2 separate regions of the Homo sapiens genome follow, and region 2 is linked to region 1. A link is a contact called in ENCODE Hi-C or POLR2A ChIA-PET data. All regions are on one chromosome and are shown on one strand. The core of a region is the stretch at or near the end of the contact, and the rest is flanking DNA. Distances in the headings are between cores, read along the strand shown.

What was found. A loop is a pair of places that touch in the nucleus more often than their neighbours do. ChIA-PET counts read pairs that join two places held with the same protein, here RNA polymerase II (POLR2A). Pooled maps may share reads with other maps.
Region 2: a map of endothelial cell of umbilical vein shows a loop between it and region 1 (3-fold over the local background). The contact joins two enhancer-like sites. A Hi-C loop is called at or near these places in 3 of 168 maps with a recorded cell type or tissue (IMR-90, endothelial cell of umbilical vein and heart right ventricle), 1 of 37 single-sample maps with no recorded cell type and 3 of 50 pooled maps. POLR2A ChIA-PET finds 5 or more read pairs at or near these places in 3 of 52 experiments (BJ, Caco-2 and H1).

What each region holds. Positions count from the first base shown.
Region 1 is chr1:94,092,779-94,096,777 of GRCh38, reverse strand. The region is part of intron 6 of ABCA4 (ATP binding cassette subfamily A member 4); the gene reads left to right. Among named protein-coding and RNA genes, the nearest start is that of ABCA4, 26 kb to the left of the region's middle. RefSeq lists an enhancer at 2,956-3,508. Within about 2 kb of position 2,202, at least 25 of the 41 ENCODE cell types and tissues checked have a DNase peak (open chromatin) inside an H3K27ac peak, as active enhancers do; they include endothelial cell of umbilical vein, where a contact is called at or near this core.
Region 2 is chr1:94,140,399-94,144,741 of GRCh38, reverse strand. No RefSeq gene overlaps it. Among named protein-coding and RNA genes, the nearest start is that of ABCA4, 21 kb to the right of the region's middle. Within about 2 kb of position 1,931, at least 3 of the 41 ENCODE cell types and tissues checked have a DNase peak (open chromatin) inside an H3K27ac peak, as active enhancers do; they include endothelial cell of umbilical vein, where a contact is called at or near this core.

The sequences.
Region 1 (3,999 bases), core at 953-3,452:
AAATTTACCTCCCAGGACATGACCATTGATTCTGGGATGTCAATGCCAGAGATAGTAGGGTAAATCGGCACCTGGGTAAAACTTTCCATTGGAGACTAGAACCAAAACTCAGGACACTGGCTTCCAAATGTTTCTTTATCAGACAAGAAAGACCAAGTCTTTCCTTACGTCTTCACATGCTGCCTTGGCAAATGCTAGCATTCACAAACCCTGGGCTACCTTGACCTGTCACCCTTGCAGACCTCAGACGGGTCCTGGGGGCTTGCTTTCTCGGTTTCTGTATGCAGGCACTCAAACCTGCATCAGGCACCTGTGAAGGGCCGGGCACTGTGCTGAGGCCAAGGCTCCAAATGTGAACCTTCCACCCTCACTGAACTCACAGCCAGACCAGAGACAAGCAAACAGGACATTTCACAGCAGTGCAGCCTAGAAAGGGCCAACACCAGCAGCATTTGTCCCCCCGAGCGGTAGCTTTTAGAAGCTTCCCCAGTGATTCAATGTGTCCTACAAATGCCTGGCCCCCACTCCCAGAGATTCTGAGTCAGCTGGCCTAGGGTGCAGCCTTGACTTCACTGTGTTAAAAAGCTTCCCAGATAAGTCCAATGTCCGGCCAAGATTGAGAATCACTGACCTAGAGTTTAATTTACCACCTCAGTCTCTATAGACCACGCATAATAATAGTACCCCACACACCTCTGAGGGTCCAAAGAACTTTCATTTGATCACCCATGAGACCACCGTGGTGTGGAGATGCTTTCTCTCTCCTGTTCTCTTAACAAAGCTGGTGAGCGACAGAGCCTGCAGTGGACCGGGAGATGGCCCAGAGGAGAAAGCTCTGCCGTAGTCGGCCTCAGTTAACCACGGAGCACCACCCCTACCTGCTCTCCTCTCACTCCTGCTTCCGTCTCGGTGGAGAAAGATCCAACCGAAGCAGGACACATCTAGTCTTCTGGTGCCTTTAAAATGTACTTTTCCATTTGACAAATGGATTACACTAAAAACAAAAATTTACAAAAAAAAAAAAAAAACCTGAAAGAAATTGCAGGCATTAAAATGGGACTTTGCCTTTATTGCTCCTGGGCCCATCCTATTTGGGTTTTTAGAAAAACAAGCCTGAGGCAGGCCCAGAAAGGCTCAGGGCAGACCCTCCGATCCTCTGAAAGGAGCATCAGGCAGGCAGGGGTTGCTCCGGGGCCAGGGAAGGGGCCCCGCTGGGACGCGGCTGTTATTGCAGCTGGTTGGCGCGCAGCCATGCTTAGCTGCAGTGCGGGAATGCTGGGCCTTCTGTTCTGGGCTGTTTCTCATACGCACGTAGGCCAGTGTATAAATAAGGTTTTATTAAATGCCAAATGAGTTCTCATTAACAAAGAAAGAGGGAAAATCTCAGTAAACCACCGTGACGGCATCTACCCACTTTGAGTCAGGAGCTGGGGGTGTGAGTGCAACCTCCGAGACAAGGGAACCTGTGGAGCCCAGAGAATCGGAGGGGGGCGCTGGGGTTAGCACCGACTGAGACCAGCTGTGTTTTCTCTCGGTTCCTTGGAGATCAGAAGTGAGTGTTGTCATCTTCAAACAATCCAAAGGCAGTACCCATGGCCTTACTACATCCCTCCCACACCATCCCACCCATCCCCGCGCGTACACTCACACGCTCATTTGCACACTATCGCACACGCTCACTTGCGTGCGCACACACAGATTGGTGACCTAGGTGGACTGGGAGAGAAATAAGAGCCAAATGACTGGATTTTCTCCAAGGAAATTTATTAATAGCCCCTCTTGGTTTCACCTGAAGGAGCTTGTCTTCACCTGCGGCCTTTGCAGGCTTAACGCCCCCAGCTTGAAACCCAGAAGCTCAGACTTGGGCCCAAGGTATTATTAGTGCCAACACTACCTGAAATGTTTCGCACCTCATAAAAATGGTGTGTCAGTTTCGGGTGAGAGGTTGGGACGCTTCCCATCTGATTTGGCCCAAGGCATGCATGCCCCTCCTTCTCCTTCCCCTCCTCCTCCCCCTCTTCCCCCTACCATCCTTCCTGTTTTCTCTCCAACTCTGGTGCACAGCTTTGAAATCTTGCTGAGAAGCAAATCTGTCCCTTCTGCTTTGAATGTTTATTTGTGGAAGTTCGGCAGGGGAACCGAGGCGGGTGCCAAGACCTGCCATGCTGCTGGGAAGTCTGAGTCTCCCTCCCTTCCCCCTCCTAAATGCTTGTTGATAGAGAAAAGTCAGCCTCCTCGGCATTTGGGCTCACGGTTTTCCTTTGAAAATGCTTCCAGTGTGGCATGATTCAGCTTTCTTTTCTGTCCCCCAACCACTGCTCTGTTGTCATTTTTACTTTTCTGATTGCATTTTATCCGTGTCTCTTTGACTACGGGGTGGCTGGACGTTGAGTTCCAGGAAGAAAAGGGCCCAATCTTGGGGTTCTGACTACATGCGCCCATCAATGTCCTGTTTCATTCTTGGCTCTGGCTCCCTGAATTCCTGAGTCACTGGGGAGAAGCGTGGGTGGACCGCCCCCTACCCAGTGAGAGTTGCCACAGTTGCTGCTCTCCTGGGTCATTGGTTGCAGATTGTTAAACTTCACCTATGCATTTCAACTTTCGGGTGGATATTGCTACGTCAAGTGTCTGGGAAAGCCCCCACAGCTACAGGATTTTACAGTGAGGTCCCACTAATGACTTGATGTCATGACTTCCTCATTCTTTCCAATTTCTCCCACTTCTCCATAAGGGTTTTGGGAAGGGGAGAAGAGAAAGGAGTGATTCCTGAGTGCCAGTACCAGGGAACAGCAGGGCTGTTGGGAGGAAACAAAACTAAATCAGGAAGGTTTTTGTTGTTGTTTTTGGGGGGTTTTATGAAAATATTCAAGCCACAGCAAATATATTTGATTTATAGCATTAGTATTTTTTCTGCCTGCATCTACAAAAATCTTTACCTATTACCATCAAAATATCCTCTGGGTGAATGGATTTCAACAAAGAAGAAATAAAAATGAAATAGAAGAGAGGCCCCTTCGTGCACATTGAGCCTACTGGCTGGATTGTCACTTGCCTGCCTTGATGTCTTTTCAGCTCCAGGCAGGCAGTAGGCCAGGGCTTATTTTCATGACAGATCAGATGTTCTTTTATGGATTTACAAAGAAAGAAATACTGAGAAGTCAAAACTGAAGTCACTTAAGACAAGAGCAGGCCCCTGGGAAGGCTGCCATTGAGGATAATGAGTCCTGGGGTCCTGGCCTTTGTTCAGTAAATACGCACTAGGCGCCTACAATGTGTGCACCAATGTGTGAGGCGTCAGGTTCTCTCCAGGGTCAGTTGGTTTTAAGAAAGGTTTTGGCTTCTGATATGTTTTATCTCTACAGAACAGTAGCTCTTAACCTTTCTTATGGGTTAGGATTACCTTCGAGAATCTGACTACAGCTCTAGACCTGTTCCCTAAAGAAAACTAAGTTCACAGGGACACACAGGATGGGGCTCATGGAGCAGCTGAAGCCAGACCCCAGGTTAATAGCCTTTACATTAAAATGTTTTTCTACCTACCACTAATATGCATTCTTTAGTAAGCGGTCTCAATATACACCGATTCTTCCTTAACTCTGTTTATGAAGTATTCAGCATCCTCCCTGCCCCCTTCAGCATCCTCCCTGCCCCTGAGCACAGGATCCAATGGCGTGAGGACCACAGGCCTGGGCAGCTGCTGGGGCATACAGGCATCTCTTAGTGGCTGAGAGACTGGGCCCTGGCTCTATGTTGGCTCCTAACTTGCTGCCATTTAAAGGAAATCTTAGCCTCCCATCCGTAAAATCGAGAAAATAAGACTTGTCCTACACAGCTCATGAAATAGTAATGAAATTCACATTAGAGAAGAGATGGAAAAACACTTTGAACAAAAAGCATTTTGCTCTTATAAAAGCACAGCCTCTTTTGAGAGGCCCTTTGCTCCCCATTTCTCCTTCTTCAGACCCCCCCAGACTAGGAGAAGGTCTGTCTCATGGAGTG
Region 2 (4,343 bases), core at 682-3,181, 48 kb before region 1:
GATAATTTCTTTGTAAATTTGTATGTAGTTTCAAATATATCAGAATTTTGAAAAAGTAAAGCATTGCTTTTTATACTGGAAACTTTTGCTGAGCCTTTAATTTAGTATTACGAAAAATGAATAGCAGAATCTGTTATTTCTCCTGCCAACCAGATACAATAGAATCTGCCCAGAAATGTCTCCTTGCTTTCCCTAACCTCTGTCAATTTTATTTATTCTTCTGTCTATACATTTGTTTCTATGTCATATTTGATGTTATCTATCACTGATGTGTTTTCTTTAAAATGTGTTCTTACTACATGTCCTATTGTGGATGGATTTACATCAGTATATCTCCCATAGACTGAAACTTCTCAGAAGGGGAAGGCTCTTTGTAGGATTTAACACAGTGGTTTTTAATTTTGGTTCTGCATTAAGGTCACCTGGAGAGATTTTTATAAATTCAGTTGCCTGGATGCTGCTCCTGAAGGTTCTAGTTCAGTGGGTGTGTGGTAAGGCCTATACTTTAGTATTCTCAAAAAGCTTCACAGGTAGTTGTGACACACAGCTAAAAGCTGAGAGGCGCTCTTTTAATACCATGCTTAATTCTATCCATAAGTACCCAGCATAATTGCCTGGCACATAGACAACCCTCAAAAACTGTTTACATAATTGGTAAACTGGTTTGAGATGAAGCTTTATGAGATGTCTTCCTTCACTGGAGCAGCCTTGACAGAGTCATTGCATCAGGTAAGTCCAAAGAGACTGAGTAAATAAAATGCTGGCAAAGCCACAGCTGCACTTGCTTGAGTTGTGTCATTTGAGCCCACCAAATTATTGACTTAACCCAGACAGGCCCAGTCTATTTTGTAATTTAAAAATATATGTGTATATATTTTGTAAGGAGATTCTGGTTACTAACAATCTAAGATTGCAGAAAGAATATGCCTTTGTTGTCATAAAACATTCTTTATATTTATGAAGTCTTTTTCCTTGAGTTAAAAATGGATAAATAACTGTGCAGTCAAATGACAACATCACATAAAAGATTTCAGAGCTGTTACATAATTCAATAAGTGAAAATTCCCCAACATTTGCATGTTTGGTTTTGGTGTGTTATGCTTGGTGATGTAATAGAAGCCAGTGTTATATTTTCTTCGTGTAAACCAGTCCCACTTTCCCTCCAGCAGTGATTGGTTTGTAGTGATCCTGAAGCTGTGAGAATTAACTGGACTTGGACAAGAGAGCCTGAAGGCAAACCCTGGCACTTACTCCAGTGGAAAACTGGCCTGTCTTTCTGATCTCCTCTGGAGTGCTTCTCAAATGCTAGGTGCGTGCATCAGAGCCACCTGGAAACCTTGCTAAACATTCAGATTCCTGGGCCTCACTCCCAGATGTTCCCATTGAGTAGTTCAGCCATGGAGCCTGGGAGTCTGTATGTTTAATGGCCACTCCAGGTTGATGCAGGAGATGTGACACCAGCAGAAAGATTGCTCTGGGGTGCACTTTGTTTTTTCTTACTTCCAGTAGCTGAAGGAAACTGATGCAAGGGCTTAACAACCTAGGCCATAATGGGAGTTTACTTGCACTAGGCGTGTCTTAGACTATTTTATTTAAAAGAGTTTTTTTAACAAATGTACTTGAACCCTAAAGAATCTTATATGCCCCTTGGAGACATTTATTGCTGGCTGAAATTCAGTCTTGGAGCCAATGTTTTCAAATCCAATTAATTAAACTGTTTTACCAAAGCTGTTGGGAATGTTTTCACAAATCTTACCCTTTAATCTGAATGAAAATAGAATACAGACTTCACTAAAACAACTTCAAGTATAATTTGCAATCTAATCAAGAGAGATTAATATTAAGTAATCTGACAACATCCTCTACAGTGGGGAGCAGCTGGTAAGCAATGTTGTGAAAGTGCTCAACTACAGGCAATCCAGGCTGTGAGCCTCTGTGGGACAAGAGGAGGGAGGCGGAAGGCAGATAGCCACTTCCAGTGCCCCTGCACCTGTGAGTTTCCCTGCTCCAAGGAAAGGAACCAGTGAGGAGGACCCGAAGCTAGTGGCTTCCCCTTCTGTCTGCCTTTAACTTTTCTAGTCTTTCCCCTCTTCACTCCTTCCTCTCCATTTTTTCTTTTCCTTACTTCTTCTCAGAAGTGTGAGTGAAGTCTGAGCCCCAGGTCCCCGTGAAGCTGGTTCTTTCACCTTTTACAAAGATGGCTGGTGATGCATTTCACCTGCAGGCTCCAGTCCAAAAGGCCCATCTTCAGGGTTGAAAGAGCCTAGCAGTTTGCAAAACCAACCCGATCTTATCCTTTCTTTGGATGCTCACAGTGGTAATTAAAGTCTTTTGTGATAATTTCTGAAACAAGGAGAAAATAGGAAATTAGTGCTCTTGGAACTGAATTGGAATCCCAGACTAGCTGCCAATATGTGGATGAATCACCAAAAGGTCTGGGAGCTATTTGCCTTCTATCAGCACAGAGGGAGGTTAGAATGGAAATCAGCGAAAAACAAATGACTCAGTTTTCCTTTTTAACAAATGCTGAATTACAGCTGCCTGTTTCCCTGTTTTAAATAAAAGGGATAAAACCACAACTGCCCAGTGGCAGTCTAGAATGAAGAACTAACAACTGCTTCCTGCATTGGTATCCATGGAAAATGGGATGCCTCCCTACTCATACATGCACTGGTCAACTTTTTGCAGAAGCTGATGACATTGTGTACCAGGAAGGGGAGATATAAGTCAAAGGAAGATTCAACCATTTATTTCCTGCTTTGTCAAAGACTCATGTGATGGGAAAGAATGAAAAAGCCTGTGTTTCCACCCCAACTTTTCTATTGGCATGCTACATGATTTTGGCAGGTCATCCAGCCTTTTTGAGGGTGTTTCCTAATCTTTGAAATGAGAATAATACCTGCATGACAGGGCAATTGTGAAGGACAAGCGAACTAGTATACCTGAGTTAATGCCTTCACATTTTAAGTCCATAAAAATGTAAAGTTATCTTTGCTGCTGTGAAGGTATTTGGAGGGGTGGCAACAGTTAATTACAGAAATGAGGCAAGTGAGAGGAGAGGAAACTTTTCTTGCATTTATAGAGGAGATAATAAGTATTTGAGTGGACATACCGGTTATCACAGATTTTTTTTTTTCTTTTTTGAGATGGAGTCTTGCTCTGTTGCTCAGGCTGGAGTACAGTGGTGCAATCTCGGCTCACTGCAACCTCCGCCTCCCGGGTTCAAGTGATTCTCCTGCGTCTGTCTCCCGAGTAGCTGGGATTACAGGTGCCTGCCACCATGCCTGGCTAATTTTTGTATTTTTTAGTAGAGACAGGGTTTCACCATATTGGTCAGGCTAGTCTCGAACTCCTGACCTCGTGATCCGCCCACCTTGGCCTCCCAAAGTGCTGGGATTATAGGCGTGAGCCACCGTGCCCAGCATCACAGATATATTTTTATATGTAAGAAGATGGACCTCCATCTTAAAAGTTCAATCATGTCATCAATGATTTCAAGACATGAAGTAGTAAATTCATCAACAGTCAACATTTCTTATCAAAGTAATAATACCACCATTTAACACTTCCTTTAGACTGAGCACCGTGATAAGTGCTTCCTTTCATATAATCTCATTTAATCACAGCCCTCTGATGTAGGGGTTCTCAACAACCACTATTAACAATTCTATGCAACAGATATTATTATTCTCACTTTACGTATAATAAAACTGATAAAAATGGAATTTTTAAAAGCTTTCCCCATTTTGTATACCTCATAAGCAGTAGAATAGGGTTCAAAACATAGGTGTAGCGCCTGGTGGAGTGGTTCACATCTGTAATCCAAGCACTTTGGGGGGCCAAAGCAGGAGGATCGCTTAAGTTCAGAGGCCAGCCTGGGCAACATAGTGAGACTTAGGCGCAGTGGCATGTGCCTGTAGTCTTGGCTGAGATGGGAGGATCACATGAGCCCAGGAGGTCAGGGGTACTGTGAGCCATGATTGTACCACTGCACTCCAGCCTGGGTGACAGAGTAAGATCTTGTCTCTAAAATAAATAAATAAATACCAAGTGTGTCTGACTCTAAAGCTTATGTTCTTAACCACTGTATTAGTCTGTTCTTACGCTGCTGATAAAGACATACCCGAGACTGGGTAATTTATAAAGGAAAAGTTTTAATGGACTCACAGTTCCACATGGCTGGGGAGGCCTCACAATCATGGTGGAAGGCACAGGAGAAGCAAAAACACGTCTTACACGGTGGCAGGCAAGAGAAGTACCAAAGCAAAAGGGGAAAAAGCCCCTTATAAAACCATCAGATCTCGTGAAAACTCACTATCATGAGAACAGCACGAGGGTAACCA